Linked DNA regions of Homo sapiens: region 1 is linked to region 2. The links are chromatin loops, found by intact Hi-C in ENCODE. Cell type or tissue: PC-9. All regions are shown on one strand. Each heading gives the region's core, and the rest is flanking DNA. Links, peaks and the distances in the headings are about the cores only.

Region 1 (15,151 bases), core at 6,313-11,312, 240 kb after region 2:
CCTCATCTTTAGGCTTTTCCATACAAGGGGATTATATTCCATAGCTTGAAAATACTAGATTGAGGAATTCTCCTGGTTAAGAAGTTTTCCAAGTACTAATTTGGTTACCTTGCTATTATTTTTACCATTATTTCTATGGAGAAAAACATATTACAGATTACAAACAAACAAAAGTAGAATAACTTTTGAAATGAGCGCCATCAGTAAACTTGGATAGCCTAGAGAGCATATTTTTGGTTGATGAAAAGAAAGGAATGTAGGTGTCCCATTGATGATCATGTTCTTGTTACCATCAAGCTGTATGTTTTCTGAAAAAAAGAAAAATAAAAATGAATTTTACTTTAGTCTTTAAACCTTTTTTTAGAGACAGAGTTTTGCTCTTTTGCCAGGCTGGAGTACAGTCACGCAACCATAGCTCACTGTAATCGCAAACTCCTGGCCTCAAGTGATCCTCCTGCCTCAGCCTCCCAAGTAGCTAGGACTACAGGCAAGTGCCATCATGCCTGGTTATTTTTTTTTAATTTTTGTAGAGATGGGGTCTCACTATGTTGTCCAAGGCTGGTTGGTCTCAAACTCCTGGCCTCAAGAGATCCTCCTGTCTCAGCTTCCCAAAGTGCTGAGATTACAGGTTTGAGCCACTGTGCCTGGCCAAAAACGATTTTTAAATGTTAATTTAATTTCAAACATGGGTAGAAGTAATATCTTTACTAACAAATTGTAAATTAAATATTTCATTGTATTTGTCTTTCTTGTGGAATAATAAAAAACAAACTTTTCTTCAAATGAGAATTCTTACAAGTTTATAGTGAATCTGGCAAGAAATGTTTCAAATTTTAAACACATGAGAAATCCAGGGGGTGTTTATCAATCATGGTACAAATATCTGAGGAAATAATTATTCCAAAAGTGTACAGTTACAGCCGATAGTAATTGCTACACAATGTAAATTGTTGTTTCCTTAAATTTTTAAAAAAGATTTTGCTTTCAGAAAAAATATAATTTAATTTTTTGGTTAATATATCTTGATATTTACACAATAGACAATAGTATCTTTAACAAAGAAGAACTTAATTGAAATGCCAAAAAGTTCAACCATTTAAATTATTTTCAATTTTATGCAAATAATAATGAAACTGTACAGAAAGTTAAAGTAGAAAATGTTTTTAATACAGTACCTCATAAAAAGTCTCAATCATATTTTATACTATTGAACAGTGTTTATTTATTTTATCTCATTGGATAGATGCAGATGAGATGGGATAGATTGTGTTTCTAAAACGAGAACACTAAATCAGCAAACAGCAAAGCCATCATCGCGGTATCCCTTTGGAGTTGCAATCCCTGAGTTTCATCTTGACTAAGACTCTTCCACTGTTGTAGCCAGCCCCTGAGATGGCCTCCAGTGATCCTTGTCTCTTGGTATCCTATGTTGATTCTTTTCACATTGAATAGGGCTGACTTGTGCAACAAATAAGGTATTGTGGAAATGACAGAGTGTGACTTCTGAAGCTAGGTCATAAAAATCATTGAAACTTCTATCCTTTTCTCTTGTATCATTTGCTTTGGGAGGAAATAGCTATTGTGAGGACACTCAAGCACCCTATGGTGAGATCAATGTGGCAAGGAATCCTTTCAGACTTGAAAGACCCTGAGCCAGAACCACCCATCCAAGCCACTTCTGAATTCCTGACCATAAAATCACTATGATAAAAAAAGTTTGTTTGTTTTAAGCTGTCAAGTTGGAGAAAGTTATTACATAACAAGAGATAACTAACATCCTTATCTTCAAACACCTGGATTATGGCTCATCTTTGGCCACGGTTTCTTCCAGCTACTATTCATATAATTGTTGGTAATATCTCCCAGATTGCAGTGATGCTTGCCCTTCATAATGCCAAATGTCTTCCACCAATCTCTAATTTTTTATTAGCCTTCAGCCTGTATTTCCTCCTTCTTTTCTTGAAGTCTCACACTTTAATAACATCTAGCCTGATATAAAATTTAGGTGAAACTTCCAGGACAGCCAGTTGTACATTCAGTCTCTTATTATTGCTCAAAATTACTGACCAGAGGAAAATTAATGATAAAATCAAACAAACAACATAGCAAAGTGCCACTGAAGAAAACAAGAATGATACCTGAATGCTCACTGGCTGAAAGCTTAAAATGGTACTAATCGTATGTATTGGATGACCGGCTGTGAGAAAAAGCCATATTTATTTATATTATATTTGAAACAGTCAGGATAGGTTAGGTTGTGCTATAATATAAACAATCCCAAAATCTTAGAGATTTTATAGAACAAAGATTATTTCTTGCTCACACTACTTCTCCATGGGCTGACTTGGTATTTTGCTTCGTATCATTCTCATTTCACATCATCCTAACTTCAGTCTAACTGAGTAGCAGTTGGAGCATTTCCAGTTACCACCACAGAAGGGAAAGGTTATAACAATTTGTACCCAATTTTGCCCAAAATCCATTGACCAAACTAGTCACACTGCCATACCTAATTTCAAAAAAGGGGAGGAAATATAATACTATTGTGTGCACAAGGAGGAGAATATCTGGTGAACAACACATATGCCACAGTATGTATACAAATTTATCCGAAATATTTCTGAGTTGAATAGCACCACATAGGTGATACTATATAAGAAATGCTTATAGGGTGACTTTTTTTCAGGCATAGGTGGGATGGGGTGAGATGAAGATGAAATGAAGTGGAGAGAGTATAGAAGGACCAAAAATGTTGCAAGGACAATTAACTGCGCTTATTTGTTATTTTTGTGTGTTAAAGATCTAATGTCTCATGGCATGGGGAAGAGGAAATGATGAGAGTAACTAGATGTTTGAAGACTCAATAAGTTAATGGATAAACTAATGAAGCATACACTTTTGAGTATCTCATTAGTGGTCTCAGGTGGCTCCAGGACTCTCAAAGTTAAACCAGTCCCTCTAGTAGTCTTTTTGATTAACTGATTGCCTTCCCTGGAATGCTCAGTACCTGTGCTAGGAGTGACCTAGGCTAGTCTGGAATAATTGAACCCATGGGAGATTGTGATTTTTCAAATCTGGACCACAATGAACTTGAGGTCTTTCTCTATAAGTTGTGGCATTTTCTTCCGTTACAGAATTTATGAATGTCCTAACATCACCCATGTGAGATATCTGTCATTAATTCATAAAGATAATTATAAGCATCAAGGTAATCAGAACTTTTCCTAAGAGAATTTGATCCTTAAATTCTCTTTCTCCCACATTTTGCAAAGTAAAAAACAAATTTACTGCTTTGACCAAATAACATGGTGAAAATTTTAAATAAATACAGTCATGCATTGTATAATACTACATAACAACATTTCAGTCAACAGCAGTCAATGTGTAATATTATAATGGAGCTGAAAAATTCCTGTCACCTAGTGACATTGTAACCATCCTAATGCCTAATGAAATGTTTGCATGTTTGTAGTGATGCTGGCATAAACAAACCTACTACATTGTCAGCCATATGAAGTATATCACATACAACTATGTATAGTGCATAATATTCGATAATGATAAATTACTCTGTTGCTCATTTATGTATTTACTATAGTATACTTTTAATCACTATTTTGTGTACTCGTTCTACTTATAAAAAAGAGTTAACTTTAAAACAGCCTCAGGCAGGTGCTTCAGGAGGTATTCCAGAAGAAGGTGCTGCTATCATAGGAGATGGCAGCTCCACACATGTTATTGCTTCTGAAGAACTTCCAGTGGGACAAAATGTGGAGGTGGAAGACAGTGATACTGATGATCCTGACTCTGTGTAGGTCCAGGTTAATATATTCATTTGAGTCTTCATTTTTAACAAAAACGTTTAAAAAGTATATATATAGAGAGAGAGAGAGAAAGAGAGAGGGAGAGAGAGAGAGAAAATTTATAGACTAGGATATGAGAAACATTTTTGTACAGCTGAACAATGTGTTTGTGTTTTAAGCTGTTATTACAAAAGTGTAAAAAGTTGTAAATAATTAAAAATCTGTAAAGCTACAGTAAGCTAAGGTAAATTTATTATTGAAGAGAGAAATTTTTAAGAACAAATTTAGTGTAATCCAAATATACGTTGTTTATAAAATATACGGTAGTTTACAGTAATATCCTTGACCTTCACATTGCATTCACCAAGCTCCCTTCATGGTAGTGCCCTATATGGGGGTATCATTTTTTAAAAATTTTTTAAATTTTTGATTATTTTTGGTTTTTAAGGAGTGGAAAGTTTAATAGGCAAGAAAGAAGAAAGAAGAAAATGGCTCCCCCGTACAGAGGGTGGGGGGCTCCGAATGGACAAATCCCCATTTAAAAAATCTTTTATACCATATTTTCACTGTACCTCTTTTAGATATGTTTAGATACAAAAATACCATTGTGTTACAATTGCCTACAGTATTCAGCACAGTAACATGCTGTACAGGCTTGTAGTCTAGAAGCAACAACCTATACCACATAGCCTAGGTGTGTAGTAGGCTATAACCTCTAGGTTTGTGTAAATACATTCTATGATATCTGCATGATAAAATTATCTAACGACACATTTCTCAGAAACTGTTCATCGTTAAGTGGCACAAGATTGTCATTGCCCACTATAAAATATTTTCCTCTTCAGCTGTTTAATAAACCTGTGTATAACCTTTGCAGTATTACTACTTAATAAGGTATTTTGAGATTTTTAAATGAAGTGTAAAATATCAAATAGGTTTAAAATACGATTACCCTCTGAATAAATGTTATACTGTGTCAAACTATTTGGACCACCAAAAGGTAAAAATAGAAAGAAATGTGTAAGTACCTTGATTTTTTTCTTCCCAATATTTTCAAATCTCTCTGGGACCATTTAAAATAATACTATTTCAAGATCTCAAATTTCAGCATTTCTTACCTATATCATATTTTCATTTAATAACTGCTCTGCTAATGTCTTTGCTTGTCATCTTGCTTTGTACCCAAGATTAAAGTATTGCATGTATATAAATACTGACTGCTCTATCACCTATTTTGTTACAAAAAGGCATTTCAATAGAATGTTTAGAAACATTCTTAAGGTGTTTGTAAATTTAAACTGCTTTCTGATCACAGCTACCAGACTGAGACACTTTCAAAAGTAAGTTATTTATCTATAATTTAAGTTTCAAATAGAAGCAGTCTCACAGTTTTTAGCATTTTATAGTTATTAATATCGTTATGAAATATTTTGAGAACATATTCTAGAAATAAGCAAGTTTTCAGCTTAGGGAAATTATAACTTAAAGCACGACAAACAAGTAATTACAGAACAATCTAAGGAATTACTAAGATGAGGAAGGGATGTTCCCAGAAGGAGAAAGCAATGGAAAGGCATCAAGTGAGGATATGAGAAAGATTTGCTAAGCTAGTTGCCACTGCTCTTTCAGGTGAAGACGTCATTTGAGTTTCACCAAGAAGAGCTGAGTCTCCCATATCAATAGTTGATCATTTTCCCTTATTCTTTGTCTGACCCAGGAAAGCAAATGAAAGCTGACTGGAAATGAAAAGGTGCAGGTTCTAATGTTAAGTTTACCTTACTTGGTCAAGGCCCCTAAGTAAACTGTCACTCATTATTTCTTCATCTCTGAAAAAGAGATGAGACTAGTGGAATTATATAATTTTATAGTTTTAGCACATCACTACCACAATTAGTATTAAATGAGTCAAACAAAAGGAAAACTTAGCCAAAATGAAATGAAGCCACTTTGAGATGAATAATGGCTTTCCATTTCCAATTAACCTAAGGCACTGCAAAATAACCAGATAATATTATCAGCACATAGCTAGTTCACCTGCTGTTCTAGAGTCTAGATTAAGCAAATCAAAAAAGTCTCTGGGCTCTTAGGTCAGATTGCTTTAGATTTAACAACAAAGAGGAGTTTCAAATTTCAAGATGCTAAAGAAAGTGTTTGATATAATAAATGGCTGATTATGAGATTGGGGAAAAGAAAAGGCTTGCTCTGATGAGTAACTATTTCCACCCTTTGTATTTAATTTGTATCATAAATGTTGGTATTTTATAATCTTTTATTTATTTATATTTATTTATTTATTTTACTTTTTCAAGCTAGGAGTAGGACTTCAGTATTTTATAATCTTTTACCTAAAGTTTTGTTCCAAAGTTGTGATAAAAGACCAAAAAAGGTAAAGTCAGTTAAGTATGTAAAAAAAGGGAAAAAAGAGGGTGACAAAAGATAAAAATACAGTCAATTTGAAAGGCAGTATTTCATCCATATGTTAATAATGGTATGAGTTCAGGACTTAGGAAGCAAGATAACTAAATGGTGAGGTTCTACTCCAAATGCTCCAGAATATACAGACACAGTTACAATGAAGTGCAGAACTGAGATTTGGATACAGAGAGTTCTCAATCTTTTTCTCAGCATAGTATTAAGTGACTACCGGCTTGGGGATGCCCTCCCCTTCACCACTCACGTAGACACACACAAAGGAATACTTGGAAACAGAGCAGGGCTTCCAGTATCTCATAAATACAACGACAGATTACCCAAGAATTATACTCTGGATTAGAGGAAACCAAGGATGGAAAATGTTCTTAAAAAGAAAATCCATAAAGAGATATCTGACCCTAACCTCAGCTACCAGAGCTACAGAGAAGAGAAACAAAGACTTTGTTATAAAGAAGACATTAAAACAAACACATGTACAACATTGATAAGCATTTTACTCAAAGGGAGAAAAGAACAGGAAGGGCTGAAAGTCTCCACACAAACCAATCTTTTTGATGAAAACATATTTCCTTTTTTCTTCTGGTCTCCTCTATAAGACAGTGCACAAAGTGCTCATTTATGTTTTCTTTGTTTTCATCCCAAAGCTAGAAGATCAAAGAGTTAATAAAACCTCCTAGCTATAGAAGGTCATTACAAAACTAAATGCAGCAATTCAAAGCGGAAAATAGAATGAATGCCAAGGAGATGTTTAACGAAGTAACAGTCTAGATGTATTCTTTGAAGAACATTTGCAGACTCGTTTGATTGCTTTAGAGCGCACAGGGAACAATGCGGCTGCATGGAGCTAACATTGACTGATGGTTGCATTCTGCCGGACCAAAGCCAGGCCGCTTAGAATCACAAGTATATTTGATATAGAACTACCTAATATAGTGGAAATATTCATGTGTATTTTGCATAGCAAAATAGTATTAAAAACTTCTACCTTTTTCCCCCTTGGGCCTAATTAAATGCCCAAACATAAGACACGAGTCTATTCATTGGAAAAATAATTTGAAGCACTATTTTTCCAAAATCTGACAAAGTTGGGTGGCAAGATAAGGGATTAGCTTAATGCTTCCCATTAGCTATTGAGATCCTCCTTCTTTTTCTTTTTTCTTCTTTTTTTGTTCTTTAGTGCTGACATCCTTATAATGGTAGCAAATACAGAATACAAAAGGGAGGCTTTGGAAATCATCAATATTGCCACATTGATTTATTCAAAAGAGACAGGCTGGTACACTGGTCTTGCATTACAATGTGACATGCTAGAGTTTGCCATTCACTGTATGCTGTCATCTAAATGTTTGTGTTCCCTCAAAATTCTTATGTTGAAACCTAATCCTCAATGCAATAGTATTGAGAGATAGGGCCTTTAAGAGGTGATTAGGTCATAAGGGCAGAGACCTCATGAATGAGATTAGCACTCTCATAAAAGAGGCCAAAAGAAGTTTGTTTGCCCCTTCCTCCGTGTGAGGACCCACCTAGAAGTCACCATCTATGAAGCAGGAAGCAGGCCCTCAGCAGACATGAAATCTCCTGGTGCTTTGATTTGGACTTCCCAGCCTCTAGAACTGTGAGAAATAAATTTCTACTGTTTATTAATTGCCCAGTTGAAGGTATTTTTTTATAGCAGCTCAAATGGACTAAAACACTGCAGCCCTGGGATCTCAGCATTAGGACCCATGAAACAGGTTACTTCCTGGAAAAGAAACAGCAGAACATTGGAGAACATCAGAAGTGCCCATCCTGTTGGTAGGGCCATGGCTATGTGGCAACATGAAGGCCAAATGATAGAGGGTATTTAAGGTCTCCTACTGAAGTCTAATCAGATGATGTTTTTCCCACTATTTGAAAACTTGGGAAAAAATTGTTTTCATGTTGAGGTAAAAGGAGATCTTTCCTAGGGTAATTTGAGGGCAGATTGAAGATTGGCATAGCTAGTAATGATTTTATTCAGGAGAGTGTAATTTAAAAAAGCATAGAAATATTTAAATAGCTGAGATTAAGCTTTAATCAATTAAACTTTTTAATTATTTGGGGCAAATAACTAACGTTTCACTATCAAATGAATCTGTTTTGAAGTACCATTGAAAGTTGTGCTGATGCCAATAACAGTCTTTTTGTTTGTCTTTTTGCATCAGTGGTGCATGTCACCTTCCTGCAAGGCAACTAGTTTGCAGATATGGCCAGAGGGGAAATTACTGGACAACAAAATGAAAAGGGGGCATAAGTCAGCCAGCTCTCTCAATCCTAGGAAAGGAAACTTCCCTCCTGCTTATGAAAGAGGACGATTGTGCCCAGTACCACTTATCCAGTGCCAACAATCTGGTAAACCCTCTATTCAGTGCTACACCAGGGCTACAGAAAGGTGACCTGGAGTTTGGGGCTGAGGTCAGGGAAAGGTCACTGCCTGAAAAATGAAACTAGTCAAAAGAAAAGAATCCTAGGAATGGGTGAGGTTACTCATCCACCAAAGTAACCCAATCTAAAAGATGGCATAGAAAGTATTTTTTTTTTTCTGGTAGTCTAGTGGTTGGGGAAAAAATAAAACAGAAGGAAAAGGGTTTTAAAAAATATATATTCAAAATTCCAAGCCTTTTAAATAATCCTGCTGGACCTTGCAAGCCTGTCCTAGCATGCTTTGAAGTGCAGCCATAAGAATCAGCATTTTGTCACTACCATGCCTACAGACTTTATTTTTTTACTTCTGCTTTTTAGGTTCATCAGTTCCCCTCTCCCCTCGCTGATTTTCCTCCCCATCACCACCACTGCAATTTCAAAACTAAAAATCAGATGTTAGGTATGAAGACACCATTACCCTGTTGTTTGAAACTTGCTCTGAACTAGCTGGTTGACCTTCCCCTCCTCAACATCTTCCTGGTACCTTTCTATAAAGGCAGCGTATCCAACACATGCCAGTATATGGACCTTAGTTGGTCATGGTATACCAGGAGTGCCTGTTTTAAATAACCCCTTTTAAGGTTAGAGGAACTTTAATTCTTGGCATATTTATTTGCCCTTTCATAGCTTTTATCTTTGAGATGTAGATGAGTGCTTACAGGGTGCCTGGAATGGAAAGAGGCTATAGGATGAAGGAGCATGGGCTCAGGGTTGCATATTTTCGGGCTTCCCCACCTCAAAAAAAAAAAAAAATCCGTGACATTTCTTTTCCTGGATGGCAAAATGAAAACATTTCATGAATAAATCTACAAATAAAATGATATCACTTTAAAGATGTGAAAAATCTAGGTGTACTTTGAAAAAGATTTTCATTTTAAATAGGTAGCCAGAAGCAGATATGTGCAATTGAAATGTTTACTATTCATCTGATTTCTTTTTCTAAGAAACACAAAAATCATGACATTAGAAAGAATTCAATTAACTCTCCTCAGTGTGTAGAAGGATGTAGAAGGAGTTTCAACTTCCTTTTGTTTTATATTTGTTGTCAAGAATTCATACAAGAAAGTCAATTTTATACAAAATAATTTTATAAAATTACTTTTAAGATAGTCAATTTCCATAGCTCAACTTCAGTAGGTCATATAACATGTCTTTTAATATGAACTCCTTAGCTTCATTAGTGCATTAAAAATTATTTATCTTGCAAAACAATAAATTAAAAACAGAATTAGGATGTCTTTGGTTTATATAGCCATAGTATTAAGTTAAAATAGTATAATGCATGTTATACAAACAGAAATGTAAATGTGGCCTAAAAGAAAATTTTTAAGTCAGTTTCACATTAAACATTGAATAGAAAAGTTGACTTATCTTAAGTAAAGCAAGTCACTACATCACTCTGCTACAGCAAATGTTTCCTTGTAAATGAGGATGAACTGACAATGCTTGAAAGTATAGTTCATCAAAATCACAAGAAACCAAATATTATGAATGTGTAAAATTCCATGTTTATTTAATATCAGTCACACAGTTTATTGAAACCAATCTTTGTAAAGACAAATAACATGTCTGAGGAACATAAACAATATCATATAGTTGAAATTCATCCTGTATTTTCACCTGAATAAAGATGTCATTACGCAAGAGTTTCAACAATAAAGACCCTGCCTTGAATTGGCATGGCATCTCTCAGAGCTTCAAGGCAGCACAGTCTTTCATCCAACTCTAGAGAGATTATCAACTCTGCATCAGGGAACTTCAGTGATTAGCTTGTCCACACTTAGCTACCATGGAACCTTCCCCCAGTATCTGCATTGGCCTCCAGTGTGGTCGGTGACATGGGCACCTTCTCAGAGCACATATCCAGAACTCGAGATGGGTATTCCTAGGACAAAAAATATGCAGATAATGTAAAAAGGCTCATTCTAGTCACGGAGAAGAATGAGTGTTATACTACTTAATAATGATACCAACGAATATTAATTTTATTGTTATAGTTGCCCATATATATTAAAGTTTACTATGTGCCAGGCACAGTGTTAAGCACTTTACATTCAGTAGCTCATAAAATGGACATAAGAACCCTGTAACTACTAAAATTATCTCTGCTCCAGAGGCCAAGAAACTTGAAAAAGTGATAGAAGCAGGGTACCTTTTGCATCATCAAACACAGCTCAGGTAAGACTAGTAGCTTCCTTCACTCAATGTTGTAATGAACTAATAGTTTCTTAAAAGCCACTCACACCTTTTTTTCTGCCCTGCCTTTCTCTCTTTCTTTCAAATTTATTTTTTAAATTTATATATAAAATGCTATATATTTACTGTGTACATCGTGATGTTTGGAAGTATATATACATTGTGAAATAGTTAAACTTAGCTAATTAACAAATTTATTACCTCATGTATTTACCATTTTTGTGGTGAGAACACTTAACATCTACTCTCTTAGAATTTTCCAAGATACAATCTATCATCATTAACTATAGTTACCAAGCTGTACAATAGACCTCTTGAATTTATTCCTCCGATCTAACTATAAATATGTAGCCTTTAACTAACAAGTTCCCCCCACCCTCAACCACCTAACCACTTAGCCTCTGGTAACTATCATTATACTCTCCACTTTTCTTTCTTTTTTTCTCTCTCTCCCTCCCTCCCTCTCCCTCCCTCCCTCCCTCCCTCCCTCCTTCCTTCCTTCCTTCCTTCCTTCCTTCCTTCCTTCCTTCCTTCCTTCCTTCCTTCCTTCTCTCTCTCTCTTTCTTTATTTTCTTTTTCTTTTTTTTTGTTTTGAGACAGAGTTTCAGTATTGTTGCCCAGGCTGGAGTACCAAATGGCATGATCTCAGCTCACTGCAACCTTTGCCTTCTGGGCTCAAGCAATTCTCTTGCCTCAGCCTCCTGAGTAACTGGGATTACAGGCACCTGCCACCACTCCCAGCTAATTTTTTTTTTGTATTTTTAGTAGAGACAGGTTTTCACCACGTTGGCCAGGCTGGTCTCAAATTCCTGATCTCAGGTGATCCACCCGCCACGGCCTCCCAAAGTGCTGGGATTACAGGTGTGAGCCACTGTGCCCAGCCTTATACTCTCCACTTCTATGAAATCATCTTTTTTAGATTCCACATGTAACAGATCATGTAGTACTTGTCTTTCTGTGCCTGGCTTATTTTACTTAACGTAATGCCCTCCAAGTTAATCCATGTTGTCAGAAATGACAGGATTTCCTTTTTTTTAATGGCTGAATAGTATTCCACTGTTTGTATATATACCACATTTTCTTTATTCATTCCACTGTTGATGGACATTTAGATTGATTCCATATCTTGGCTATTGTGAATAGTGCTGCAATAAACATGGGAATCCAGCTGTATCGTCAACATATCAGTTTCCTTTTTCTTCGGATATATATTCAGTAGTGAGATTGCTGGATCATATTTTGAGGTTTTCGAGGAACTTCCTTATTGACTCTGTAATTGCTGTACTAATTTTAAATTCCATCAAAAGTGTGCAATGGTTCTCTTGTCTCCACATCCTCACTAATACTTGTTATCTTGTTTTTTTTTGATAATAGTCACCCTGATAGGTGTGAGGTGATATCTGGTGGTTTTTTTCATTTGTGTTTCCTGTGTGATTAGTGATGTTGAATGTTTTTTTCATATGCAGTGCAGTACCTGTTGGCCATTTGTATGTCTTCTACTAAAAAATGTCTATTCAGGCCTTTTGCCCACTTTTTAATCAGGTTATTTGTTTTCATACTATTGAGTTGCTTTTATAGAGGCTGGAAAACTAAATTTCTTGATATTCTAGAAAGACTTCTTTCTGCCTTTCTGATAATATTTTTCTTTTTCTTACAATTTTTATATTCCAAACCACAACACAGCTCTCCTTGCAGCCAGGAGTGGCCATATGATGGATTCTGACTAATGAGATGCAAGCTGAAGTTGCTAATTGGGACTCCTAAAAACACTTTTAAAAAGTGATGGACTCATGATCTCTTCACCCTTCTTCTGCCTGTCTCGAATTGTCCATCCTCAGACTTCTTGATACACAAAAAATTTATTTTCGGCTAGGCCATGTTAATTTGGTTTTCCACTACTTGCAGCTGACTGTACTGATTATCTAAAACTGCTTTATAAAGTTTTGTGACTAGGGGGTGGGAGCAATGATCACTAATATTCATTAAGTGAAAGGATAAATGATTGAATTGTGTATCTTAATTGTGGTATATTCTGTACAACATTTTTACAATAAATTAATGTTGAATTAGTTTATTTCTATTTGATACTAAACACTAGCACATCTGAAATAGTTGTCAGTTTTTCCCCTTGCTAAAAGTACACAGATTAAAAAATAAGATAAGCCATCTGGGCCATGTGCACTGAAAGAATGGCTATAGCTCTTGCCCTGATTAGAGGGTTTCACAAACTAGCATTGAACTCACTGGGGGTTCAACAGAGAAGAAAAGGAGGAAATCCAGGAGATAAATTAAGGAATTTTTGGAGAAGGTGAGATACTTAAATTTTATAAATATTTTTCAATTAAATTGAATAAAACCCACTTTCTACTCTCCCCCTGTTAATGATTGAAATCCCATTTCCAACACTTATTGGGTATGTGATCTTAGACAAGGTTGTTTCACCTCTCTGAGGTTACTACATTTTTTAGCCATAAAGTCAATATTCTACAATCCATCTCATAGTATTATTTTTAGGATTAACTAAAACAATGGATGTGAATTGCCTAGTACTGCACTTGACACAAAATATAAAGTTAGCAGACTTTCATTCCCTCTGCCTCCCTGCTACCTGATTCCCCATGGCTCATTTCCATTGACAGAAGAATGATTTTAAAGACATCTGTCTAATCTCCGAAAGCATTTTTCCTTTTCTTACCTCACAGCCCAGTCACTATATAAAGACATCATTTCGTTGGACACAGATATTAGTGAAAACAATGCCTCCAACCAGGGTGTAAGTTTCTTGAAGGCAGTAACCATGACTTAAAATGTCTATGTCCCTTACAGAACTTGAGTTTCTAAAGAATTTCCAACTACACTATCTGAAAAGAAAAGAATTTTGAGCTATTTAATTTTTAAATAATTTTTATCAATCCAAATGACTCCTGTTTTTCAAGGTACAATCTTGTCAGCATTTCACCCAATAAGCACAATGCTTGAGGACCTACAAAGTAGTTCTAAACATAGACAAACCCATATTTTTGATGATAATATGAAGGCATACCAAAAAGAAAAGAATCCCAATATAACTTACAATATAATGGTTGTTTACTATGAACTGTTCACTATGCTAAGCACCTTCATACTTTACCAATCATCCTTTCTAAAACTCTGCAAAGTAGGTGTTGCTAGCTCCATATTATGGAAAGGATAACCAAGGATACAAGACTTGACTAGCACTAACTGCTAAGTGAATCCAGAACACCTTAGCCAGTGTGTGAATTCAGATCTTTTATGTTCCAACGTTTGAGTTCTTTGTACTTCACACACTGCAGAGCAGAAGACACGCAGATTATGAATTTCTGGGGAAGAAAAGTCAAAAATGTCCACATAGTTTGATAGAAAGCAACATTTTGGGATCTTAATTATTCAGATCCATAGCATCAAAATTAATTGTTGTTTATAAAATAAACAATAAAATAACAAATATTTTTAAAGCAACATACAAAGTTCTTATTTAATCTTTACAACATTTCTGTAAGGTAGATATTATTACCTCTTCATATGAATAGATGTTGAAATTCAGAGAAATAAATGACTTTTCTAGATAACAAACCTTGAACCCACACCCTGGCCTCAGGATAAGAGTTCTTTCCACCACACCACAATATTATACTTCCTGTGTTATTTTGCTTGAGTTTCAACGAAAAAAGGATAAAGAAATGGATGAAGGGTGTTATGGTTTGGCTCTGTGTCCCCACCCAAATCTCATCTCAAATTGTAATCCCCATGTGCCAAGGGAGGGACCTGGTAGGAGGTGATTGGATCATAGGGATGGTTTCCTCCATGCTGTTCTCATGATAGTGAGTGAGTTCTCAGAAGATCTGATGGTTTAAAACTGTGGCACCTCCTTCTTTGCTCTCTCTCTCCTGCCATCATGTAAGATATGCCTTGCTTCCCCTTCACCTTCTGCCATGATTGTAAGTTTCTTGAGGCCTCCCCCTCCCCAGCCATGCAGAACTGTGAGTCAATTAAATCTCTTTCATTTATAAATTACCCAGTCTCAGGTAGTTTTTTATAGTAGTATGAAAACAGACTAATACAGAAAATTGGTAGCAGGAGAGAGGTATTGTCATAAAAATAACCTGAAAATGTGAAAGTGACTTTGGAACTGGGTAACAGAGGTTGGAACAGCTTAGAGGGCCCAGAAGAAAACAGGAAGATGTGCGAAAGTTTGGAACTTCCTAGAGACTTGTTGAATGGTTGTGACCAAAATGCTGATAGTGATATGGACATTG
Region 2 (15,151 bases), core at 6,690-11,689:
CTCAGTTGAAATGATCCGGTGAACCCCTGCCTTGGTCCTTGCTGCAAACTGTAATCTCAAATACTGAATATGGTCGGACTTGGTAGTGGGATCCAAGCTGCAGGAGACCGAAGCTACTTTTTCGTTACCTTCTTTCTAGCCTAGAGCGCGCGCGCTATGTACACACACACACACACACACACACACACACACACACACACACACACCTCGGTAAAAGCAAGCTGAGATGAGGTGAGGGGGTGTTCCAATGTGAACAGAGACGCAGGGTTCGGGCTGAGGGAGCCTGGGCAGTGGGGAAACCGACGGCGTGAGCAGTGCCGGGACCAGGGGCTATGACTAAGGTGGGCGCCCCGCGTCCAGGAAGAGGACGCGAGGAAGCTGCACGAGCCTCCGGCGCTTGTCTGAGATGCAGAAGTGGATGACCGGGCTCCCGGGCATAAAATCAAAGTTCCGTGGAGCTTGGAGCTCTTAGACAGCGACGCTTGTCCGAGCTGAGAGCCCTCCGTGGTTCGAGCTCGCGCGTGGAGCGGCCTCCAGCGCTCGGTCTGCTAGGGTAGAAGCCCATGAAGGGGGTCCCGCGGCGCTAGCTTTTGTACGGCCCCGCCTTGGCCAGCCGTGAGCTGACGCACCGGCTCCCCTGGGACGCTGGGGGCGTCGCACCGCAGCTGGGTGGGGAGCAATTTATTCCTCGCCGTCCCATCCCAGCCCATCTTTGGTTACTCCACCCTACCCCTCCCATCCCTCCTCCTCCTCCTCCTCTTCCTCCTCCTTCTCTAACAACGCCCGCACTACCTTCTGATTCTCCACCTCCTCTTCATCCTCCATCCCCCTTTTACTTCTCTCTCCCCCGTCTCTCCTCCCTCCCGCCTCCTTTCTCCCTCTCCCCCTCCCTCTCTCCTCTGAATAAGCAAGCTTTTGCCTCTAAAAGTCACAAGTAATCCTCGTGTGTGACAGAGAGAGAGAGAGAGAGAGAGAGAGAGAGAGAGAGAGAAACGAGCTGGCGGAGAGGAGCAGAAGGCAGGAGGGGAAATCTGGCACAACGGCTGGGAGAGGAAACTTGATGCTTCTGGGCCACCATTTGCCAGGGCCTCGCTCGAGGTAAGCACACTGGGGTCCCGCGGAGTCCGTACCTGTCAGGGTCCAGCCCCCGCCCATAGCCGAGAGATGGGCACCCTTACCTGGGCTATTCAAATAATGATCAAAATGGAACGGGGATGGGATGCGGGTGAGGGAGTGCTCCAGCCGGAGGGCCCGGGGCCCAGAGGATGATGTGCGCCTGGAAGCTTGGACCCCGGGCTCTTGCCCCTGGGCACCTTGTGCCTCCAGCCAAGGTTCCGAGCGACTGCGTGGGGCTCCAGCTATCCGATTTCCCTTCCTAAGTCGCGCGTTCGACAGCTCCCTCCTTTACACACCCGCGTGCAAATGAGCCGCTGCTCTGTCATGAAGTGAGAATGTGAGCCTCTTTCAAACCCTAGAAAAGGAAAGTTTGGTAAGGCGGGGGCTGCGCAGATCTGCTGTTCTCTGGAACCTAAACTGGGAACCCTAGACTTGCGCAGAAAATTAATAGTTTTCCATTTTTCTTTAAAAAAATTAACTTCAACGAAAAATTGTGTGTATTCAAAAAAATTATTGGATTACCATGTCTGATCAGCTGCTGATGACCTACCAATAAGCGTTTTAAACACACATGCACATTCACGCGTGCGCGCGCGCGCGTACACACACACACGCGCGCATACACACACACACACACACACACACACACACACACCCCAGGGGCTATGTGCAGTGAGGAAGGCCGTCATAAGTAACTAAGAATTCAGAGGGAGTCGCAAGGGCTTTTAAGTGTGTAAAGGCTGTGTACGTGTCCTCCTTGTTACAGAGAGCAGAGGGAGGGGGCAGAGGGAATGAGCGTCGGCTCGGCGTTTTCGCTGTGCCTGTGTGTTTCGCGTGTTGTCAGCTGGCTCTGGTTTCTAAGGGCTGAGCGCTGCCAGGGGCGGGGGCCAGCATCCACCATCCACCTCGGCACCCTAGTGGTGAAACAGGACTCATTTGTTTGGTGCAGAGCGGTGACGACCTAGAAGAGACTGGAGTGTGGTTAGGTCGGCCCCCTGCCATCCATTACACCTGCGGCAGATGGCTCAAGTGGTAGAATGGTTTTGTTTGCCGAGATCAAGAAAGGAGGAGGGGAAAGCTAGAGCCTCGCCCCACTCAAAAGAAGTACCATAAAGAGCCAAAGAAATGAAAGAAGCCATATTCGTACCATCAAAAGCAAGAATGTTGCTGCCTTCCAGGAGTTAACCTGGACACGTTAGTGACTTTGGTACCTGGCCCGAATTGATAACGACTGAATTTTAGAACCAACATTTTTCAAATGTATTTTTGATGAAATGCCTACTTCTCCCTACACACACACACACACACACACACACAACACACACACACCTATCTCCAGGCAGATGCACACAGGTGTCCTTGGAGCTCTACTCCCTGAAGCCAAATGTCAGTAAGATCCTGCGGATTTCCAGATGAAGGAAGCCTCTTGTCTCCCCCCACTTTTTTCAGTCGGCCTGCTAGCTTCCACACACAAGCCCCTCTCGCAAGACAACCACCTGGCTGAAATTTAGCCAGGTGTCAAATGTATCCATCTCATTTTCACGTGCAATAATGTGCCTTTCTGATCAATCTTCACATCCTTGCATCCATTCCTTCCTCCCTGCTACTCAAGAAGCAAGAAAGGAGCACACACATCCTCCCAGGCAGTCCAGAGGAAAGGCAGGCGTGACAAAGAACACAGACACAGTCTAATGACAATTTAGCCTGTCTTCTATTCCTTGACTTTCTTGTTAAATAAGAGGAATGAAAAGAAAAATATATTGAGGGAGACCTAAACAGAAAGCCTTGTAAGCCTTGTCTCCTCCCTTACTTCACACAGTCATCACGATAACACCCATATACAAATTACCTTTATGAATATGCTTATTCACATTTAATGTGAAATAAAAAATTATTTTGCTGGCCTAATTTTCTGTACTGAACAGTAAACATTCCTTCTACTAGAGTTTAATACACTAATGCTTTGGGGATGACTAGCATGAAGAGAAATTCCACAATTTTTGAAACAGAAATTCTATTTTTCTATCTTCTTTAATGTCAAATCAACATTTTTTAGTTAGTAAAACCAAAGAATATCAAACAATGAGAGTCCTTTCTAGCTAAGATTTTGGAGTCACAAATAAAGCTACATCCTAAAAAGCCAAAAGGAAAGGAAAAAAAAATCAACCCCTGCATTTATCAAGGTGCTTTAAATACCCAAAGACACCTCTGAACTGGGTTTTGTTGATGGGTGCTTGTTGTGTGCCCAGTGTAATTTTTTAATAAATATTTTCCTGTGCTATGAATGTTTCCATTTTTATAAGGAGAAAGCTGACTTTGAAATGCAGTGGGAAACAGGATTTGCCAAGAAAAAATGCCAGTAGGATAAAGCCCAATTTTATTATTAATAATATAGGTTTATTTGTATATCATACAAACTGCTAAGAGTCTCTTCTTCGATGTGAATTCCTGTATTATCAGGACACAGTCAAATCCACTTGTAAGAAAATTTAAAAAGAAAAAAAATACTTGCAGAACAGAGTTGAAATACAGGTTTCCTGGGCCTTTTAGTGATTTCTTTTTAAGAGGGAGAGAGAGGGGGACCTGACCTAAAACTCCTGGCTTTAGAGACACTAAAAGCTTCCAATTGTATTTAAATAAAACAGAATTAGCAAACTTTTGTGACTGTAGAGAACGAAGACAAAAATTTAGTCCTAATAAGCTCTCCCACCTTCCAGGCAAAATCTTTTAGACCCTAGTTCTAACCGGTATGTAAAGCTAAGAAAAATAATTTCCAAAATGAACTCTTGAAATTTGAATGGAAAAAAACTGCCTTTAGTTCTGAGGTTTGTTAATAAGCAATATTTTACATAGAAATCTTAAGGAATGAAATTAGCTCCGATACCCCAGTGTTTCGAGGAAAGGGAATATGTTTTACTTTTGAGCAGGTTAGTATAAGAATCACACTCAGCCAGGTTTCTTAGGCCCAAGTGAGCCTCAGAACCTGAAAAGGGGAAAAAGAAGGCATCTTGGGGCATAATGGAAGCTGAGGTTCCCCCCTCCTCTACCCGCTGCTGGGACCAACATCACATCTCCTTCCCATATGAAATGGCTATATGCTATTACAGAAAAGACTAGATAAGAGAAAGTGAATCTGGAATACATGAATTGCTTTTTTGCCATCCCCAACCTTGCTGAGCTTTCATCAGACCTGCCATGCCTTCACAACCTCTTACCTTCCCCAACATAAGCCAACAACCGAAGCCATGTCGCAGAAGATATATATGTAAATGTATGCACACATGTGTATGTGTGTGAGTATATATGTACACACACATATGCATATACTTTATGTATATATTTGCTTTGGTATATATGCTTTAAATATATATATTTATATATGCATATATACCTGTAGTTCTCAAAAATATCACCAGTAGCCCAAATTTGCCTTTATTTCAGGAGTAATTAAGAAGATTGTAATTCTTAAAGAAGAGCTACCAAATTTCACTCCCTGGCGGCAGTCTCAGGGCGCACTAAAGGTGCCCGAAGCTGGCTAGCAGGAGGGCTCGGCCGGTTCGTGTGCCCGGCGCCAACCGCTGCCTGTGAGTCTGTGTCTTTGACTCACTCATTTCCCCGCTTCAGGGAGGATAATGAACTCTTTTCTTTTCCTAATTTGTAAAGATATCTTCTTTAGTCAGTGCTGAACTGGGAAAGGCGGTGAAGAGGCCTGGGTCATGAACCTGAGGAGGTCAAGGCTCCGACCTCTGCTTGGGTCTCTCTCATAAAACCAAGGGACGGTGGGCAACTGCATCTGAGGGTTTATCCGGTTCCCCAGAAAAAATGGGCATGCGTGTGTGCCTGTGTGTTCAGTTCCATCCTACAGTCCTCCCAGGGGTCTCCAGAAAGCGTGGCTTTGTCTTCTCCAGGGCGGACGAGTCCTAGAGCAGTCCGCAGAGCCTTCGGTGAAGTTTCCCGCGGCCTCCCAAGTCCACGGAGCCCGGCACCCCGTCCCAGGGCAGCCCTGACGGCCCGGGCGCGGTACCCATGCGGCCAGTAGGTGTCGCTGTTCCCCTGCCGGCGGGAGCCAGGAGCCCCGCGCGGGCCCCCAGCGCCACTCAGCCTTCCGCTCCCGGCAGGTTCGCAGACCCACCGGAGCTCCCGAGAGAGGGCCGCTCTACCCGCCCCCGCCCCGGGACTGTGCCCGTGCTCACCTGGCTACCACCGTAGCGACACTGCCGGCCTAAGGAAGTACCTTCGGGGAGAGAAAGGAGAGACGGGTCTGTTGGGGCGAAACATGGGCCCCGACGGAAGCGGCTCCGAGCCGGCTTCTCTCGTGGCTCCCAACTCTCCCTCCTTTCTCTTCACGTGCCATGGGCGGCGGTGGGGCACTGAGGGCCTCCTGGTAAAATCCGAAGAGGGGAGATTCAACCGGGGTTCCATATGGGCTTTACGAATAAACAAGAGGTTGAAAATCCCAGCTTCGTGGGAGCTAGCTACAGAAAGAGTGGATTGGTTTCAATATTCTTGCCTCAAAAAAAAAAAAAAAAAAAAAAAAGAAAAAGAAAAAAGAAAAAGAAGAAGAAAAAGAAAAGAAAGAAACCTAGGCCTGGCTACATGCGTGGGCTACATACCACCTTGTACACACATGAACACAGAAGTGCCGGGTAACCGCGATCGCAGTCCCCTCCCCAGGCCCAGGAAGGAGCCAGTATTTGGAATGTGGTTGTCTTTCCCAAAAGCGTTGCTTGCCAAATATTATTTCCTCTTGGAAAACCTAGCAGTTAGCGAATCTTTGGAATCTGCATTGAAATGCTAGGTATTGAGAATTCTGCGCCCTTCTCTGGCGTCCTGCGGCTCCCTGCCTTCGGCCTCAGTGTGCCGCGAAAGAGATTATTAATCAGAGGCGTTCTTTTTGTATGTGTTTCAAAAGAAGGGCGTTTGGCTTATGAATACCTAAAGGGACATTTACAATGGGTACATCCTCTAGGTGACTGGAGATTTTAGTATGATTCTGATTGTTTTGTACAGGGAAATCACTGCTCTGATTTGAGGATAGGGAGAGGGAGAGTGAGTTGAATTGGCTAAATTCAGAATCAGGTGCTATTCAGAGTTAGTTTGCAAAATGGAACTGGCTATGTGTTTAAATTAACGTCTAAAATCATATCTTCAGTCAAAATGTGACATTTTGCAGTAAAATTTTTTAAAAGATTCACATATTATCTGTAAAATTTAGGTAAAAGGAATAAATTCGTGAAGAAGAAAAACGTAACAATAAAATTTGAGACAGGAAGAAAAAAAATTTTCACTTAAAGTCCAAAATATTTCGGAACACCTCTTGTTGCTGGCCCTGGGCCGCCATCTCACCATTTCAGAGGACATGGTTGGACAACTGCCGAGTCGTTAAGGCAAGCCTTAATTTTTACCGTGAGGTAGCCAACATCATCTTTAAATGTCATATATTTTTCGCTATGTTTCATAAAATGAGCTTCTTTCTGCTAAGTCCTATATCTGTTATACAATTCTAAATAATTATTTCTGATTGAGACGGCAAATTAATCATTCGGTGACGTGGTGGTGAGGGGAGAAACACGTGTCTCATTGGAGGTTGTGAAGTTCAGTGAGGTGGTATTTTTAGCTTGAGAAGTCCAAATTCAGATATTTGGGTATTTCTCCCCCTCCCACCGTTTCCCCACCCGGTCCCCATTTTACTCTCTCTTTAACTCAACCCTTTGGGTTCTCTTTCTCCTTTTTCTCTCCCATTCTCGCTTCTGTTTTCTCTCTCCCCTTTACAGCGCCTCTCCCTTTTTCTGTCTCTTCTTTCCTCTTCTCTTCTCTCTCCTCTCATTTATTGTCTGATTCTATGTCAAGTTAATATAAAAGTAGCAAGTGGGAGACCCAGTACCCTCAGCAGACCCTCTCTCCACCGCGCGCAGGGCACTTTGGGGAGTTGTCTGTCGCTGCCAGGTTACCGGCCAGAGTGGTGGCTCTTGGTGCAGGGCATGCTGCTCTCGGAGGAGTTGGGGTCTGCGCGGGGTTGCGGGGCTTATTCAAATACCTCCCGCTGCTGCTGTGATTCGCAGGGACTCGGCCTCCATATGGTAATGCGGGGCGGGGGGTTGGGGGAGGCGCAGAAGGGAGGGGAGGGGAGGATGGGGGTGAGGGCGGGGTGGGAGGGGGCTCCGACACTGCGCGCTCGGCTGCCGGGCTGGGACAGAGCACCCGGACCCGCGGCGGCAGCGGCAGCGACGCTACCCACCCTCTTCCCCAACACCCACCTAGCCAGCGAGTCACCGAGCCACCGGCCCTCGGGGTAAGCCACAGCGCGCACACGGCAGCGACGGTGACGGTTCACACGCTTTGGGTTACTACCATGCGCCAATAAGGGAGATTAGAAACAGAAAAGGAGATTACAGAGAGATCAGAGATAAGAGGTGTACCTCTCTGTGTTCCTTGTCACATAGCGCGCGCGCGCACATACACACGCATCTGTACACACATGCATGCTCAGCCGTACACGCACGCGTTCCTTGCTACTGCCATCTAAATATATGCACCGACACTCTATGCCCTGCAACGTGGCCGGTGTGTTTGTCCTGATCCTACATAAAGGTAGGCAGGTATGTGGGAGAGTCCAGGCAGGAACAAACAGCCACGCGCAATTTAACTGCAGCCAAACTCAAAGAGACCTTGAGCCTGCCGAATTGTTTCACTCAGCCAGGTGCCCCCCAGAAACCGGCTATTCTGCAATCAGTTGTGGAATCCTGCAATTATTCATAAAATGTGCTGAAAATGTATTTTAGGAAACGTAATCTTGCTATATATGGCAAGGTAAAGGCGAACCTGAAGGATGAATGTGTTTCTGCTTTTTAATGTCATACGTGTAGCCATCTGACCACTTTTTATTGGGTGACATATCATATGAGCACTTTGGTGTAGGCTTGGAAAAACTACAGCCAGAGGTAAGGCTGGAAATTCCATAAGAGTTAAGGGTGCTGAAAATGGATGCTGGATAGTCCAGCATGAAAGATGGCATACCGCTTTAGGTTTGAAATAGGGGGAAATACATGTGAATATTTATACATGAAGGCCATTGGGGAGGGCTGAGTCTTGGCCTGAGTATCTGTGCAGGTAAGTCATTCATAAGAAAACTAATTACCTGTGCATGTACTTGGACTTGTTTAATTGAATAAGCTGCATGTGTGCATACTTGCTGTTCTTTCAGGGTTTGCAATTATAGATTGAGTCTTTTTTAAATGATAGCTTGGGGGAATTAAAAGGTGGAAAAAAGCCATCGTGCTGCATAGCTATATTGCCAAGAAAGAGAATCCGATCCTATAAACAAGATTACCATTGCTTGAAATCTAACTCAAGGCCTGTATATTTTAAGCCACATCAACTGGTTTAATATAGCCAATTGTTTTATTTGTGTATTTGCTTTCATTTCAAAGTCAGGAATCAAGGATGCTTTTCAGTCAAGATAATGTGCCTTGTTTCCAGCCATATTAAGATAAAAATGAAACTCAGTAAATTTTGAATGCAGCCAATAAGGTACAACATACAACATGGTTGAAAATGTCTTCCTTGCAGAAGGCTGTCCATTGCTGTGTCTACCCATTTTAAAATATATATATTTTTTTCAATAAGAAATGCTAGAAAGCAATAGGGCGGGGAATGCCGCACCTCTCAGGCAATCAGCACAAAAATTATTTAGAAATCTTTGGAATCACTTCACTTATACATACATTATCTCGAAAGCACTGGCCCCGAACTGTGTTTCTGCTAATATGAAGTTAATTAGACAATCAAACTTTGAGCCTTGAGCGATGGGCACTACAGCCCATCAAGGTATGTCAAGAAAGAAAAAAAAATGTGTATTTTCCTTTATGACCAAACCAGGAGGTTATACAGCTGGCATTGCATACATGACAGATGTGCATATTTGTAACCTTAAATAAACAGAAGCAGGGAGGTAACTGTGTATATTATCTAGCAAGAGACAGCAGCAGACACTCGCCAAAAAAGACAGAAAGGGACAAGAGAGACACATAGACATAATAAAATAACAACAATAAAAATCCTCCAAAAAAAAAAAGAGGGAAAGGGAACCAATAAAATGACAAAATCTGAAATTCTCGCAAATTAAAAAATGCAAATATACCTTTACATATGCATCAGTATTAAAAATAATACACGCTGGAACCAACAGGAGCGAGAGCAAGAAGAGGAGGAGGAGGTGGAGGAGAAGGAGGAGGAGGAGGAGAGGTGGAAGAGGAGGAGGAGGAGGAGGAGGAGGAGGAGGAGGAGGAGGAGGAGGAGGAGGAGGAGGAGGAGGAGGAAAGAATGGAGGCGCCGCGGAGCCCTGATTATGCATGGGCTGGAGCTGCCTCCTCTAACCTGTTCTTCTCCGAGCCGGGCAGCCGGCGGTCCTCAGCCGCCCACAGAACAGGAGCCGAAACAACCGTTCTCGAAGGCTACAGCGTTTATTTTTCTCTTTTGGGGGGTTTTGGCGGTTGTTTCAGGGGCTCGCCAACTGGCCCCTTTAATTAAAAGCTTCAATAAAAGGCGATCGCGCCAGGAATGCACCCGCTCCTCTTCGCGCAGGATTTGCATATTTTTTTAATGCCCTAATTTCCTTGATGTATGTAAATGTAGCCGGACGTAGAGGGAGACAGGGAGCTGACGTCAATGGACGTGACCTCGCAGCTAAACCTTGAACGTGAAGCCGGGATGGGGGAAAACACGGAGCGGCAGCCGGCGGAGCCCGAGAGCGCGGGCGGCGGCGGCAGTAGCCGAGCCCAGGCCGGGGTGCCAAGGGACCAGTGCCGGCCCCGGGGGAGGACAAGCCGCCGCCTTCTTTCTGCACCGCGCGGCTCTCAGACTCGCCAGCCTTCCGGCCGCACACGCAGACTCTTGCCCTGAGCTTCCAGCCCCACCACACACACGTTCTTTTGCTTCCCTCAGAAAAGCAACACTCCCCAAAACAACAAACCAAAATCAACAGATAAAACAGATGTTTTAGACCAATGCTCGGGTAGCTTATCAGAAAGAAGACTCTGACCACGGAACATATATATTTTTTGGCTTCTCTCCACAAGAAGAGGAGCGAGAGACCACAGACAACAGCAAATCACTCCTAAAACACGATAACTACAAGTGCTCCCTGTAGGGAGAGGTAAATCGCCCAGCCGACTGGTGAAGTCTTCTGGTTTCGGTACCTATTTACCTGTGCACTCATTATGCGCCTCGGCTTCATTAACGGCAGGATCATGAGCGCGCGTTTTAATGTGATGGGAGTGCTGTGTTGTGTGTGTGTGTGTATGTATGTATGTGTGTTGGGAGGTGCTTGCGCTAGTGAGCACCGAGGCAGGCGCTCTGAGCAGAGAGAGATCAGTCTTTCCATGGCCACGTCTGGGACTCATCTGCGGAGCCATCTAGGCCAGGGCTCCTAGATTGGGGTTCGACTTCACCCCATGTAAAAAGAGAGGCCAGCAAAGGCTTCCCCTGAACAGCCAGGTCCTTCCCATCGGATTGTTTGAGGAAGGAGGCTTGAAGTGTGAGCCATTCTGTAGCCGCCGCCTTGCCGGATTTGGCCTGGTGTTTTGCACTTGAAACTCAGCGGCCTCAGCGCGGAGGTAGTGCCTCTCCGAGACGCGGCCGAGGCCTTGTCATTCCCCTCCTTCCGCCCGCGGCAGCCCTGCGCGCCGGCGTGTGCGTGCCCGCGCACCGGACCGCTGGCACCTCCCTGTGCACATCCGCCCCCTCCTCTGCTCGCCCCCTCCTCTGGGGCAGCTAAGAAATGGTCCTCGGCCTCTTCTGGGCCGGAGGGCAGATCTACGAGCAGGCAAGAAAGGGGCGCCGGTGGCTGTGGTGGCGACTTCTCCGCTCTGCCCTCGGCCGCCAAGTGTGCCGTTTCATCGTTCCACCTCGCAGCCCCAGCTTTGTTTTCCTGACATGTTCGTGGCCATTGGGCCCCACGCCTGCGAGGGGAGTGTGTGCGTGTGCGCGGGGGTCGGGCGCGCGCGGCGGGTGGGGGCTCTCCCGCCAAGGACACGCATGGCTGTCTGTCCTCCGGCTGCACTTGGCGGGAAAGCTAGGGGCCGCCGGCGGGGCTGAGCGCCAGCGGCTGTCATTACCGCCTCCCTGCTCCCCGCGGGCTGCATTTACATACGGGCCACTCGTCTGAATTTTTACGGCACTCTTCCCCCTCCCGTACCCGGTCGCACGCGCGCAGGCTCGGAACTACCACCCCGGCACGCAGACACCCGCGCCCAGAATGCGGCCAGCCCCAGGCGCGCAAACAGGCCCACAGGGGCCGACGGCACTCGGCGGGACGGATTCCTGCACCGCCTCCCCGCACCCCCGTGCCCACACCCCTGACAGCCTCTCCGCTTGTGTTGCAGGAAGCCCACCTTCCCCTCGAAGCCCCCACCCTTCTCTGTCTGCATACTTCCACCCCCACCCTCCCACATCTCTCCGTCTCTCTTTCCGTGGAAGGCAGACGCGCGCGCGCGCGCGCACACACACACACACACACACACACACACACACCCGCTTTTTCTTCCTCCTCAAATAGATGACCCCTATGGCGCGTCCCTGGTACATTTAGAATACCTCTAGAGTTTAGAGAATAAAATTCTTTAGAATGCATTGCTTGTCTTTAGCTAAACACATTTAACAACCACGACACAAACGGGGAGGAGTGAAGAAGGGGGACTTGAACCAAAAGACCTTTAAAAAAAAAAAAGTCTGCGAGTCAAAAGGTCATTCTCCAAGTTTGTAAATAAAATTGCAAAGGGAGTCCTTAAGAAAGGAGAGGAAAGAAGGGGAAGAAGGTTAGGAAGACTCACAAGTTACATAAAACAGTGCATTGGAAAAACGACAGGGAGATTCTGTAATAAAAAAAAAAGAAGAATCTTAAGAAACCAAGAGAGAGAAAAAAAAACTGGAGGAAAAAAGAAAAAGAGAAGAAAAGGATTTTAAAAAAAAGAAAAAAGCAAAAGAAGTTTCCAAAGAAATGTGTGCTTTGCATCCTACAATAGGAAAATGTAGCCATTGCCTTCCTTCAGACGAGACATTTCTAATTTGTTCCGTCTGTCAGGAGGGGACTATGAGAGGTTTGGGTGCAAATTCATTATCTCTGGCAACGCAGAACGTAGTGTGGGGACTGAAAAAGACCGTGGCAATGGATGAACAATAGGGCTTCAGTTCATCAGTAACAAAAGCAGTGGGGAAATTGGTTGAGTTTCAGAGCACGTCCTCCTCGGCAGAGGGGGCTGGACTAGACCTTGGACAGCCCCCCCAAAAACTTGCCAAGCCTCGCACACACCACTTCACTCTCCACTCCGAGGCTCAGGGAGCAAGTGCCTGGCATGGGGGGTAAAAGTTGGCTTTTTTTTTACTCCTTGGTCTTTTGCGCCCTTCTCCCTCTCCCCAGAAGGGAAGACCCATTTAAACTATTTTAGACGCAATCAACCAAGAATCACCATGTGGAATTGAGCGGCAGTTTTAAATGTGTTGAGCAGGGGAGAGGAATGATGAGAAAAACATTTTTTTTTTTTTTTTTGGAGACGCCGAAAGAAGCCTGTTTGTGTGCTGCGGCCGTGCTGTGACTTTGGATCTTGTCTTTCAGCCGGCGCCTCGGTTCCTGCCCAGCTGGATTTGGGGGGCAGCATTGCCTGGCGCAGGGAGATCAAGTGAGTATCGTGGCGGCCCTCAGGCTGCAGCTCGCCCGCGGCGCGAGGCCAGCAGTGCCCGCCGCGGCCCCGCGCCCGCACTCCTCACCTCGCCCGCTAGCCGGTGCCCGCAGAGTCCCGCTGCGGGCCGCTCCGAGGGCCAGTCCGGGGCTTTGCTTCAGCTAATTGATTGTGTGCCTCGGATGTTAAACCTGTTGATCTCGTGAGTTTTCTTAGCCAGTACTGTTAATTATCCAGCGGCTTGACCCCCAATCGCAGAGAGATGCCAGGAAATCTTCGCGTTGGAAAAGGGAATTTTTGTATGTAATTTTGTGGTGGTGGTGGTGGTGGTGTGTTTGGGGGGGCTTTTCCCTTTTAAACCTAGAGCAAAATGCACTTGTATTTTGCACTTCTGTATTCGAATTCGCATTTTGAAGAATTCGCCTCCCTTTAACCGCCCCAAAGTTGCAATTACCTGGCAAGGAAGCGAGGGTCTGATTAGATTTTGGTGGAAAACTTAGTACAGTAGCTAAGTAGATCTGGTGGCTTTCCACTTCCCTTTTCTCTTTGCCTTTTGAATTTTGGGAGGTGAGAGGCCGCTTTACAGGGTTATCCCAAGTTCAGATTCATCAAGATGCAACCATCATGGTTAGTTATTGGTACTTGGAGCGGTTCAGCTTAAGACGCTTCTGGTATCCAAACGGAGCTAGGTCTTTGCGGTTTGCTTAGAGTCTAGACCCGGCTGAGGAAGGCAAGAACTCCTTTCTGTGGCCTGGAATTATCTGCAGGAACCCAGGGTGATGGGAACTCGGGCAATGTATTTGCATTAGTGTCTGCGGCGTTTTATCTTGCAAATGTACCCGCGGTGCTTGAATGGGGGACTGTCTTGAGGGGTCAGGAGAGCAGTGGAATTGATCAGAAGTTAGACCGGAGGCTCTGTCAAGTCACGGCCACGGCCGGGGGCCCCTTTGGAGCTGTGGCTGCCTTGGGCCCAGCACCGCAGAGTCGGGTTCCGTTTCCTCCCTTTCTTGGTGTCCACCTCTGTCTACCACCCTCCTTTCTCCACCTTGGCACCGGTAATTAGGGCGCTGTCTCAGGAAGCGAGCTCCCACAGTCAGCATAATTAAACCAGGGCAATACTTTCATTTTGCAAAACCAATAGCCCCACCCCTCCAGTCCAAAATAACAATAAGCATTAAAAAATCATAAAAGAAAAACAACCTATTTTGGGGAGTATTGAATTCCTGAATGTTGGATCGAGAGGGAATGGGGGAAGGGAAATTTTCAAAAATCCACCACTTTACAGCAATCAGGTTTTACATTATTCATTGATTTACTGGAGGAAAGAGCCAATCAGGAGCCATAGATATGAATGCACATCTCACGGTGCTGTGGCCTTACAGTAAACTATTTGCATCTTTCTAATGGAGTAGATATTTATCCAGGGATTGCCATTGTTCGAAAGGCCTGGAAATTCAGTTCCTTAAACATTTAGAAAATAAGACTTTGTTCCAGACTTAAAATCCTTACATGGAAGGACTCTCCTCTTTTGTATGGCAGGTTACAAGGTTCAAGTCCCTAATGTTTTTTTAAGAGTCCCTCTTCCTTCCAAGCTAAAAATAAAAGAAAAGAAGAAAGAAAAATTAATTTCTCAAACCCCTCCAGATTCTGCATATTTTGCATTCACATTATCATGCATGTCTCCATTTGAATGCAAATTAGCATATTTAACCCCGTGGGTGCTGAGACCTAGGATACATTGTACTGGGGTTTTATGGAATCTCTGGCATTTTAAGGAATCATGTTAATAGCAATATTTTAAATGAAGCAATATCTATATGACTTCATATGTATACATATATATAAACTGTGATCATTTGTTTTCTTGACTATTTTTCAGATGAGACTGCAAAGAAGCATAAAATGAATAGACAATCCAACCAACCAAAGGTAATTTTAAAATTTACATTTGATAAAATCCAAGTGATGTACAAAATAGAGTATTATTTACTAGGCGGTAGGCATGCAGTGGGTTGCATATCTCCTAATTCATGCTCTAAGTTTCTATATGTGCAGCCTTCTCCTCTACAGGGAGCCTTTGTATATTATATATCAAGCATAATACAAATATAACCTGTAACTGCCTATAAAAAAGAAATTCAAGATACAGAGTAAATAATAGAATACTTTTGTTAGAAAGTAAGCCAGTCAGGTACCTTGCCTGAACTATACAAATCACTGTAAATTAAATGGCTTTTATGTAGAAAATGGTAGTCTTGACTGTACTAGTGCACTGTGGTTTACATGCATTTGAATCATACAAACCAAATATTAAAAGGGGATTTCAGTGATAGGCCAGTTCTTCATGTGCTTTGCAGTAA

Evidence for each region. Peaks named below come from ENCODE experiments on the same cell type or tissue, not always from the same donor. Only the 100,000 strongest peaks of a DNase experiment are listed, where the experiment ranks them.
Region 1: it touches region 2 in a loop (16-fold over the local background); 2 of 110 quality-filtered maps call a loop at or near these places.

Annotation. Positions count from the first base shown.
Region 1 is chr5:88,431,685-88,446,835 of GRCh38, reverse strand. It overlaps TMEM161B-DT (TMEM161B divergent transcript), which reads right to left. Exons shown (of 3, transcript NR_039995.1): 3 at 10,162-10,563. It overlaps LINC02060 (long intergenic non-protein coding RNA 2060), which reads left to right and starts at 7,746. Exons shown (of 6, transcript NR_105021.1): 1 at 7,746-7,851; 2 at 10,793-10,856. In PC-9, for the core only: no CTCF peak of the experiment used is centred there; a DNase peak (open chromatin) is centred at 8,585; H3K27ac peaks cover 2,195 bases.
Region 2 is chr5:88,670,605-88,685,755 of GRCh38, reverse strand. It overlaps MIR9-2HG (MIR9-2 host gene), which reads left to right and starts at 931. Exons shown (of 4, transcript NR_152235.1): 1 at 931-1,098; 2 at 14,671-14,720. It overlaps MEF2C-AS2 (MEF2C antisense RNA 2), which reads right to left and starts at 9,538. Exons shown (of 4, transcript NR_146284.1): 1 at 9,493-9,538. RefSeq lists enhancers at 1-499, 500-1,124, 5,281-5,781, 9,464-10,029, 10,467-10,566 and 2 more and a silencer at 5,066-5,255. In PC-9, for the core only: no CTCF peak of the experiment used is centred there; a DNase peak (open chromatin) is centred at 9,755; H3K4me3 peaks cover 2,945 bases; H3K27ac peaks cover 1,761 bases.